2 separate regions of the Homo sapiens genome follow, and region 1 is linked to region 2. A link is an interaction called in ENCODE POLR2A ChIA-PET data of the cell type or tissue named here. Cell type or tissue: Panc1. All regions are shown on one strand. Links, peaks and the distances in the headings refer to the core of each region. The heading gives the core; the rest is flanking DNA.

Region 1 (5,374 bases), core at 215-5,214, 160 kb before region 2:
CTTGAGCCCAGGAGTTTGAGGCTGCAGTGAGCTATGATCACACCACTGCACTCCAGCCTGGGTGACAGGGAGACCCTATCCCAAAAAAAAAAAAAAAAAAAAAATTGGAATAACACATGTGGCACAAACTGACAAAGCCTCAGACTGTGTCGCCTTCACCATGGGAAGTTCAGTGCCAAGCACAGGGTCTAGTGTATAATAGGTGCTTAATATGAGTTTCCTGGGTGAATGAGTAGCCTTTGACCTTCTCTGTTGACTGGGTCCCACACTGTTGGGACAGCACAAACAACTTTACTTAAAGGTAGTTTCTGGGTACCAGTGCAACCCAGGCTGGCGACAGCAGGCGTAGAAGCAGGGCTAAGCTGGCTTCTTAGTCATGGCCAACACTTTCCTCCATTTTGGATTCTGTCTGTCCAGCCCCCAAGCTTAGCCTTTCCCAGACTGAATCTCTCTGCCTTCTAAGACACTGGAATGCTTCTTCCCCCACCCCATGACAGCTCTCACACTTGGCAAAGCCCAGTCACTGAAGTAGTTATGTCAGGTAGGCTGGGCCTTTTACTTAGTTCCTTCGAGTCTCTGAGCCTTTGGCTATTGCTAGCACAGTGGTGGGCCCATAATAGGTGCCCAGTAAGTATTTGTTAAATGAATGAACAAACGAATGATGAATGAATGAGAGAGTGAATCAGGACTCAGTGAATCTGCAGCTCTACTGAGCTCTCTGCTGGTAAAGCTCTGGATTGATGTGTGTGTGTGTGACCTTGGCACTTCTGGGCCCTGGTTTACCTTGGAAATGAATAGGTTTGATGGAACTGTCAGAGGCATTTGAACCAGGAACTCCATCTTGAATAGGGGCTGGGTAAAATAAGGCTGAGATCTACGGAGCTGCCTTCCCAGGAGGTTAAGGCATTCTTAGTCACAGGATGAGATACGACGTTGGCAGAAGATACAGGTCATAAAGACCTCGCTGATAAAACAAGTTGTAGTAAAGAAGCCGGCCAAAACCCACCAAAACCAAGATGGCGATGAGAGTGACCTCTGGTCATCCTCAGTGCTACACTCCCACCAGCACCATGACAATTTAAACACAAATGCCATGGCAATGTCAGGAAGTTACCCTATATGGTCTAAAAAAGGGAGGAATCCTCAGTTCCAGGAATTGCCCACCCCTTTCCCAGAAAACTCATGAATAATCCATCCCTTGTTTAGCATATAATCAAGAAATAACCATAAAAATGGGCAACCAGCAGCCCTCAGGGATGCTCTACGTATGGAGTAGCCACTCTTTAATTCCTTTACTTTCTTAATAAACTTGCTTTCACTTTACTGTATGGATTCACCTCAAATTCTTTCTTGTGCAAGATCCAGGAACCCTCTCTTGGCATCTGGATTGGGACCCCTTTCTGGTAACAGAACTAGCCCCATCCACCCGTGTCCATAGTGGCATGCTGGACAGACAGGGAACATTGCCATGCTTGGCCTCCCCACCATGTACACACCCAGATTTTGATGAAACTCAAAAATTGTTGTGTGGAAAGCAAAGCCCTAAAATGATTTGCAACCATCACAATTGTTGACCCAGGAAATAGCAGCTCACTGTGGGTTGGGGCTTACAATCCTCAGTGCAAGAGCAAGACTTCCTTTTGTTCTCCTCAAGGAAGCAGATGGCAGAGCCTAGGGTGTGAATGACATTATTACAGGGATTCAAGTGTTCGTCTCTTTATCTAGTTAACGACTATTTATGGAGCATTTTCTAAGTCCTTGGCCCTGGGGATGCAACAATGAGCAAGAAGCCCTTTTGGAGCTTACATTCTGGTGGGAGAGACAGGAAGTTCAAAAATAAAGATACATATTAAATGAGAGGATCTCTGATAATAAGTGTCATGAAGGAAATCACCCAGTGCTGGGTTAGAGGGGGAAAGGGAAAGTGGGTTACCTTAGCAGGTTCCCAGAGCTTCACTGAAGAGTTTTATTTGAGCTGCAACTAGAGGATGAGAAGGAGCTGACCTTGCAAAAAGCAGAGGAAAGAGCACGGCAGGCGGAAGGAACAGCATATGCAAAAAGCTGTGAGGGGGAAAAGGGATGGTTGGGAATCCTTTTTATTTTTCTAAACAAGCAAATCAATATGAAACTATAATTATTTAGTTATTAGTAGTGCCAGATTAATTTTTTCATTCAGCAAAACAAGCCCCTACTGTGTAGCCAGCCCTGGTTTAGGCCCTGGGGACAAACAATGATGAATGAAAGCGACATTCTTGTCGCACAGGTCCTGGGCCTGGCACCCCATGGAGATGAGCTGGTCTGATGTTTGCAAAGGGCTCCCCAGCTTGGATCCTTGGGGAATCCAAATAAACCCTGCGGGTTCTGGCATCCCAGGCCTCCCTCCAGCCGGCTGGCGGCTCCAGGCCTCCATAGGCAGGCGGTTTCTCTGTTTCCTGCCTTTCCCTCCCCCACCCACCTGGGCACAGAGGGTCTTTCATCCATTGTTACTGCTTCCTGCCCATCCATCTCCAGCTGCTGGTCTGAACCCTGCAGATTTACACTGACAAGCGGATGCTTTTACCAGGACCCTCGAGGGGGATAGGGAGGGGAGTGGTGTGGAGTGTTAGGGGGAGGGGGGGAAGGAGGACCAGAGCTCTGTGACAAGGAAGAGTTTCCTGCTCTGAAGAGGTGTTAGACCCTGAGGGCTGAGAGGACGGGAAGCAGGCCTCTGTCCCCAAAGCCTCCCTGACCACGCTGGGGGAGGGGGTGATTTATGACCCCTGACCTGGCAGGGCCTCCAGTCCCCTTGGACTGGGTTTGGGTTCAGCTACATCTTCCCTGGCTAAGGGATGCACTGGGCTTGGAGTCAGGAGACCTGGGTTTCCGTACCCTTTCCACCAACTATCAGCTGAGTGACTTAGGAAAGTTTCTTAGCCTCTCTGGGCCTCAGTTTCCTCACTGGACAGGGGGGTCTGATAACCCATGCCTAGCAGAGGTTATTGTGAAAATGAATATGATCATGTAGGATAGATGGTTGCAAAATACCATAAAATGAAGAGCATTTTCTCCCCTGGAGCTCTTTCTCCTTCTATCCAAAGAAGAAGGTTATAAGCTGGCTTCTGTTAAGGCAGACTTGATTTAGCACCTACTGTGTGCCAGCTGCTGTTTGGGGTATTGAGGATAAGGAGACACAAGTTCTTGCTCTTAAATGAGACAGACAAACGAACAGACATGCAGCATGCAATTGACTGCAGCATTTGGACACAGTGGCCAAAAATGTGGCTCTGGAGCCAGGCTGCCTGGGTTCATTTCCCAGCTCTGCCACTTGCTGGTTGTGTGGTCTTAGGCAAATTATTTAACCTTTCTGCACCTCAGTTTCCAAAGTCTGTACAGTGGAGGCAATAATTGCCCACTGCATAAGATTGTTGTGAGGACGAAATTATTTAATACTTGTAAAGCATTTAGTTTATGCCTGTCATACAGAAAGTGCTCAATAAATAAAGTTATTATAGGTGCTGATGAAGTCAACATGGAGTGGGGAGGGCATGGCCAGCCAGTACTATAGATGAGGAAGACTTTATGAGGAGCTGAGTCTTAAATGATAGGTGTGAATGAATCAGCAACAGGAAGGACGCGGTGGCTCACGCCTCTAATCCCAGCACTTTGGGAGGCCGAGGCACGTCGACCACCTGAGGTCAGGAGTTCGAGACCAGCCTGGCCAACATGGTGAAATCCCATCTCTACTAAAAATACAAAAATTAGCCGGGCGTGGTGGCACCTGCCTGTGGTCCCAGCTACTCGGGAGGTTGAGGCAGGAGAATCGCTTGAACCCGGGAGGCGGTGGTTGCAGTGAGCCGAGATCACGCCATTACACTCCAGCCTGGGGTGACAGAGCGAGACTCCTCTCAAAAAAAAAAAAAAAAATGCCAGGCACGGTGGCCTACACCTGTAATCCCAGCACTTTGGGAGGCCAAGGTGGGCAAATCACTTGAGGTCAGGAGAGTGCCTGTAGTCCCAGCTCCTTGGAAGGCTAAGGTGAGAGGATCACTTGAGCCCAGGAGGCGGAGGTTGCAGTGAGCCGAGATGGTGCCACGGCACTCCAGCCTGGGTGATGGAGCAAGACTCTGTCTCAAAAACAAACAAACAAACAACAACAGAAGAAACATCACCATGTCTGTGAGCTGATTCATTCAGCTGGTGGTCTAGCTTCCGGCTTCATTCATCCACCAACTCTTCCGTGAGCATCTACATAGTGCAAGGCACGTTCCTCTCTGCTGGGGCTATAAAACAAAGCAGAGTTGGTCCCTGGCCCTGGAGCTCACCATTCATACGGGGAGGAAATGAGGAAATAACCTGTTTCATCAAATGACCAGAGACTGCTACGGCCTCTGGAGCTGCCCCCAGGCAGATTCTCGGTGGTTTGCAGACTTCTCAAATGAACATGCCCCAAACCAGATTCCCACACCCAACCCTCCTGCTTGCAGGTTCCCCTGATTAGGAAATGGCACCAACACCCTGCAGGCGCTCAGGCCAGAAACCTGTGTGTCCCCTCCAGTACCCTCCACACTAACCCACCACTCATCCCATCCATCTGCAGCTCCTGTGACTTTTGTTTCAAGGACATGTTTGTAATCCATCTTCTGTTCTCTCTGTTTTCCCATCTTAGTCCAGGCTGCCATCACTCCTGCCTGGATGCCACGTCGGTTGCCTAACTTGCCTTCTTGCGGCCTTTGCCTCTAATCCTTATCCCACACAGCAGTCAAGAACAGGCTTCTTCAAGCCAGGCACAGTGGCTCACGCCTGTAATCCCAGCACTTTGGGAGGCCGAGGCGGGCAGATCACCTGAGGTCAGTAGTTCGAGACCAGCCTGGCCAACATGGTGAAACCCTGTCTCTACTAAAAATACAAAAATTAGCTGGGCGTGGTGGCGGGCGCCTGTAATCCTAGTTACTCCGGAGGCTGAGGCAGGCGAATTGCCTAAGCCCTGGAGGCGGAGGTTTGCAGTGAACAGAGTTGGAGCTACTGCACTCCAGCCCAGGCGACAGAGCAAGACTCCATCTCAAAAAAAAAAAAAAAAAAAGAACAGGCTTCTTCAAAGGCAAACCACATCCCCCAGTTTCACTGCTGAAAACCTTGCTTCAGTAGCTTCCCACCGCTCTGGAATCAAACCAGAAGCCTATGCACATCCTTAAAGCCAGCACACATCTGGCCTTGCCCTCTTCCAGCCTCCTCCTGCACGTCTACACCCTTTTCCCCATGTGCGCTGGCTTTTTAGTTTCTTGAGCCACCAAACTCACTCTCCTGGAGATGCTCTTCCGCTCTTTCTTTGCTGGGCTGGCTTCTTCTCACCCTTCCGGTCTCAGCTTATATCTTCCCTCCTTCCAGAGGCTTCCCT
Region 2 (5,374 bases), core at 125-5,124:
CTATCAACCCTTAGAGGTAGCCATAGCGGCAGGAAGCAAATTGCTTTTGGTGAAAGTGAGGCAGTGCAGACTGTGGGCTCTGGAGGCAGACCTCATCAGCTCAGCACTTCCCTCACCTCCCTCAGCCTCCGCTTCTTGGACTGCAGTGCAAGGTGATAATTACCCCTGCCCTAGGGTAGTCAAGATTAAATGGAGAGCAAAGCCTGGCTTATGGGAAACATTCCCTTATGCTTTCCCTTTTCCCATCTAAACAAAAAACACATTTCTGCAATGATTGTTATTTTGTCTAAGCCACATTAGCCTTTTCAAAATACAGATTTATACCAAAACAGTGAAAAGTTAGTTGAGATTATCATTTTTTCTGAAAGGATAATGGAGACATCTCTGAGCCACCACCAGAATCCAGGGTGATAGGGTCCATTGGTCAAAGCCACAAACAGGGTGAGTCATCCTCACACAGGCCAGCTTCAGGCTGTTCATGCTCAGGGCAGATTTCTTGTGCTCATGCCTAACCAGTGTTGTCCTGTGTTGCAGGATCAAGCCAGCCCCGTACCCCATGGGAAGCAGCCATGCTTCCGCCAGTAGCATCAGCTTTAACCCCAGCCCTGAGGAGCCGGCCTATGATGGCCCAAGCACCAGCAGTGCCCACTTGGCACCAGTGGTCAGCAGCACTGTTTCCTATGATCCTAGGAAACCCACTGTGAAGAGTAAGTAACTTGGAGTTCCTGCTCAAATATTATTTCAGCACTAGTTTTTAACTCTCAATGTCATTATTCACTGTATTACATTTTGTGGACTGCATGTTGCATGTACATGATGCCTTGCACATAGCTGGTCTGAATGTCAGTCCCTCCTTCCCCCTGCTTTGTCCATAGTGCATTATATCTCTTAAATAGTTATAGTGAGTCTGGGTGCAGTGGCTCATGCCTGTAATCCCAGCACTTTGGCAGGCTGAGGCAGGAGGATCCCTTGAATCCAGGAGTTCAAGACCAGCCTGGACAACATAATGAGACCCTCTACAAAAAATTAAAAAATAGGGCATAGTGGTACACACCTGTAGTCCCACCTACTCAGGAGACTGAGGTGGGAGGATTTTTTGAGATGGAGTCTCGCTCTGTCACCCAGGCTGGAGTGCAGTGGCACAATCTCAGCTCACTGCAAGCTCTGCCTTCCAGGTTCATGCCATTCTCCTGCCTCAGCCTCCCAAGTAGCTAGAACTACAGGTGCCCACCACCATGCCCACCTAATTTTTTCTATTTTTTAGTAGAGACGGGGTTTCACCATGTTAGCCAGGATGGTCTCGATCTCCTGACCTCGCGATCTGCCCGCCTTGGCCTCCCAAGTGCTGGGATTACAGGCGTGAGCCACTGTGCCCGGCCGACCCTGTCTCTGGAAAAAAAAAAAAAAAAAAAGTGAAAGTAGAAAATAGTATCTGGCCAGGCATGGTCCCTGTCTCTATTAAAAATAGAAAAATTAGCCCACCATGGTGGCATGTGCCTATAATCTCAGGTACTCGGGTGGCTGAGACAGGAGAATTGCTTGAACCTGGCAGGCAGAGGTTGCAGTGAGCTGGGATTGTGCCACTGCCCTCCAGCCTGGATGACAGAGTGAGACACTGTCTCTAAATAAATAAATAAATATCATTGTGAATGACCATTTTGGCACTCTTCTTTTTTCACCTAAATATAAACTGACTTCTCTAGGCAATACCACAGTGTTCATAATTACTAATATTAACAGCTAAATGACAGGCCCTCTTACTGTTTTTTTATAGTCTTATAACTCTAGCTTCCAAATATTTATTCTTTATATCTAATTGGGTCTTCCAATTTATTTATTTATTTTTTTTTTTTTTTTTTTTTTTTTTTTTTTGGAGACAGAGTCTCACTCTGTCGCCTGGGCTGGAGTACAGTGGCGTGATCTCGGCTCACTGCAACCTCCACCTCCCAGGTTCAAGCGATTCTCCTGCCTCAGCCTCCCAAGTAGCTGGGATTACAGGTGCCCGCCACTAAGCCCAGCTAATTTTTTGTATTTTTAGTAGACACGGGGTTTCACCATGTTGGCCAGGCTGGTCTCGAACCCCTGACCTTGTGATTCGCCCGCCTCAGCCTCCCAAAGTCCTGGGATTACCAGCGTGAACCACCATGCCTGGCCGGGTCTTCCAAATATTTATTCTTTATATCTAGTTGCGTCTATTTTGTATTTTGTTAACTTTATTACCATAGACTATCCCCAGTATCCTAAGGGGATGTCCTAACTTAAGTCTTATTCTGTATTAATTGCAGGGCCCATGGGAGGGTGGGAGTCCTGGCTTGAGCTACAGCTATGCTCAGATGAACCATTCAGGAGGCAGGCTGGCCTTCCTTAGGCAGTACTTGCATAGCCACCTTAGACCTGTTTCTACACTGGACAGATTGGGGGTAGACGTGCTGTTTACTGGTTTGGCTATTTGTGAGGCAAAGTTAAGTTATGACTGAGTATGGCCTTTAGAGTCTGGCAAGGGCCGGGGCACAGTGGTTCACACACACCTGTAATCCCAGCACTTTGGGAGGCTGGGGTAGGAGGGTGCTTGAGCCCAGGAGATCGAGACCAGCCTGAGCAACATAGTGAGACCCTGACTCTACAGAAAATAAAAAAAAATTAGCCAGGCATGGTGGCACACTCCTGTAGTCTCAGCTACTCTGGAGTCTAGGAGGTAGAGGCTACAGTGTGCTGTGATTGTGCCAATGCACCCTAGCCAGGGTGACAGAGTGAGACTCTTTCCTTACAAAAATAAAAACAAGAAAGTCTGACAGAGATTGAATTGTAATTCTGTACCTTACTGTACAACCATGGGCAAGTTGGCCAGGCTCTCTGAGCCTTGGTGCAGGTGGTTAGAGAGAGTGGTGGTCATGCCCCTGGCAGGTCCTCCGAAAGTGTCTGCTCTGTGCTGTTGCTTTTATTGCATTGTGAACAGAGGAGATAGTTACTACTTGTATCTCTGCCTGGTGGTGCACAGCCAAGAATAGCAGAGCTGGCTTTGACTGTAAACTACTGGGGGTGTGTCTAAGCCGCCACAGATCTGAGACAGCTGCCTTGTTTCTCTTTTCACAGAAATTGCCCCAATGATGGCCAAGACAATTAAAGCTTTCAAGAACAGATTCTCCCGACGATAAACTGAGGACTTGCCTTGGAAATGGAATCTGGGGAGGCAGGAATACAAGGACAGTGGGGGTTGGGGAATGGAATTCTACAGGAGACTGGAGTCTTGCTTTGTGGATCCTTTTGGTCTCCGAGTCCTGCAGTCTGCAGGTGCTGCCCCTGGGAACCTGCGTGCCACAGCCCCGCCTCCCTGCCTGGAGCACACTTTAGAATTCTGAAGATGTGAAGCCTCTGTCTCACTGAGGATTTTAAAGGTCAATTATACTTTTGTTGTTCATTAGCATCTTTGTAAACTATAAGACGTAGTTTTAATTAATAAATATTGCCCCCAGATTGTATTTATATTATCCCCCAGGTTTGTTTTTGTTTTTTGTCCTCTACCACACATTTAGCCTTTTATCTTCCAGGTCCTTATTAAAATCAGATGAAAGCCTAGTGAAAGCCAGTCTCCTGCCCCAGCTCAGCTCTGTGTGGACTCTGGTCCAGACAGAGGACTGGGCATCTCCAGAGCCTGCACAGTACCTGCTGCACGTAGGGCAAGGAATGAGCACTAGACCGCCTGTCCCCAAGGGAGCCTCAGTGGGGCGACAGGGTGCTCGGCGGACTCCACCTCAGGCCCTCCCCACTGTTGCTGTGCATTCCTGTGCAGGTGCATCTCTTTCTTACTAACTGGTATTTATTAAGGGAGGTGCTCTGTAGGTCTGGAGCCTTTCCCTCATCCTTTTTGCGAGTCCCCACCTTTTTGTTTTTTTTTTTTTCTTTGAGGCTCACTAGAGGACGCAGAACCTTGGGAGATTGATTTGCACAGAACTCCCCACCTCCCACTTTTACAATTTCCAGTTTCTGATTGAAAATTTTAGGGTTTCTCCCCACTGCCCTTCCCTATCTTTCCTTCCCCTCAACACCATGAAGGAAAAACACACACGGCAGGGCTTTTTGTAGCCCTGAAGGCAACTTTAGACATTTAAAATCCAGCACTTTAATCTCTTGTTCTCTGTGAATCACTATGAGAAGTGAATGGTTTTAAAGGCTGTAATGCTATGTTGGAAATTGGTTTGTTTTGCCTTTTATTGAAAAGGTAAGATCATGTGATTGGAAGAACACAACTGTTGGCTTGGGAAGAGGACTTTGCTGCTGAAGTGTTTTCTACCTTCTGAGTGTGTTTAAGGCAGGATTTGGAGGGAAGGACCAGCTTAGGGAGAGTGTCTGAGCCACAGCGTCAGGATGGGGGAAACCACATGGGATCCATCAAGTTCCAGTTGAACAGGAGCAAGATCAGAACTTAGGAGGGCAGTGTCAGCTCCCTTGTTGGCTGTCAAGGAACACCGATCTAGTAGAAACCCACTTGGTTGTGACCCAGGTAGAGGTAGATGCCATACATTTGAGATATGCGTCCTTAAGGAACCTGACAAGCAGACTGAAGGGATGGTAAGTGTGACAGCCTGATAAGTTTTCTCAAAGCCCAGGATACAGAGCCAGTGTTTTCTGTAACTGGAGACCTCAGTTAGGCCAACTTCGAATTCCAGAGCAACGTAGGAAGTCTATTCAGCAGAAACTCGACATTGTTCAGTGTGTATTGCTGTGCAGGGTGCCTATTGTGACAGGACACAAATGTTACTATGTTTTAATTTGCTATATTTTTGAATGGGTAAAGCATTACTTTACTTCTCTTGGTTACTTGTACCACCATTCCACCCCTATCCCTAGCCTGCCCCACAAATCTAATATTAGGAAGCCTCTTAACTGAAACCAAATGAACATTTGGGTCAGGTGCCAGATGTCTGCTGCCTAGAATAGCTTTTTCTAGGTGTCTACCACCTTGAATTTATCTCTTAACTGTGTGTTCAAGTCTTTGTCATTGAAACTAGTTTTTCATATCTTAGATTCAGTTGTGTATGATTTAATGTCCCTTATTAGGAGTCTTTAGGCAGGGAGGGAAGAAAAAACAGATTTGTTCATAGCAATGTCAGTATCCATTTTGGCACATAAAGATTTTTGATGAGCCCTGTTTGCATAGAGCCAGATGTTTTCCCCTCCCCCAAGAGTATCTACATCAGGGATGTGACTTGGTGCGAAGAGTCAGGGGAAAGAGGAAAAACCCAATTTCTAAATGACCTCCTTGCCCAGCTTACTAAAATGGCTGCAGAGCAGACACAGGATGAATTTGAACCTGACACAGGATGAATTTGAACCTTTGGTCTCATTTATGGAAAAACTTGTGCAATTTTTTTTC

The links. Peaks named below come from ENCODE experiments on the same cell type or tissue, not always from the same donor. Only the 100,000 strongest peaks of a DNase experiment are listed, where the experiment ranks them.
Region 1: POLR2A ChIA-PET joins it to region 2 with 6 read pairs; 3 of 35 experiments call an interaction of 5 or more read pairs at or near these places.

What each region holds. Positions count from the first base shown.
Region 1 is chr1:23,596,183-23,601,556 of GRCh38, forward strand. No RefSeq gene overlaps it. Among named protein-coding and RNA genes, the nearest start is that of MDS2, 28 kb to the right of the region's middle. RefSeq lists enhancers at 607-1,404, 2,203-3,000, 3,001-3,798, 3,799-4,596, 4,962-5,021. In Panc1, for the core only: no CTCF peak of the experiment used is centred there; no DNase peak of the experiment used is centred there; H3K27ac peaks cover 1,396 bases.
Region 2 is chr1:23,756,419-23,761,792 of GRCh38, forward strand. ELOA (elongin A) reads left to right here. Exons shown (of 11, transcript NM_003198.3): 10 at 535-707; 11 at 3,094-5,374. The coding sequence ends at 3,155. ELOA-AS1 (ELOA antisense RNA 1) reads right to left here. Exons shown (of 4, transcript NR_038280.1): 4 at 3,964-4,733. Among named protein-coding and RNA genes, the nearest start is that of ELOA, 16 kb to the left of the region's middle. In Panc1, for the core only: no CTCF peak of the experiment used is centred there; no DNase peak of the experiment used is centred there.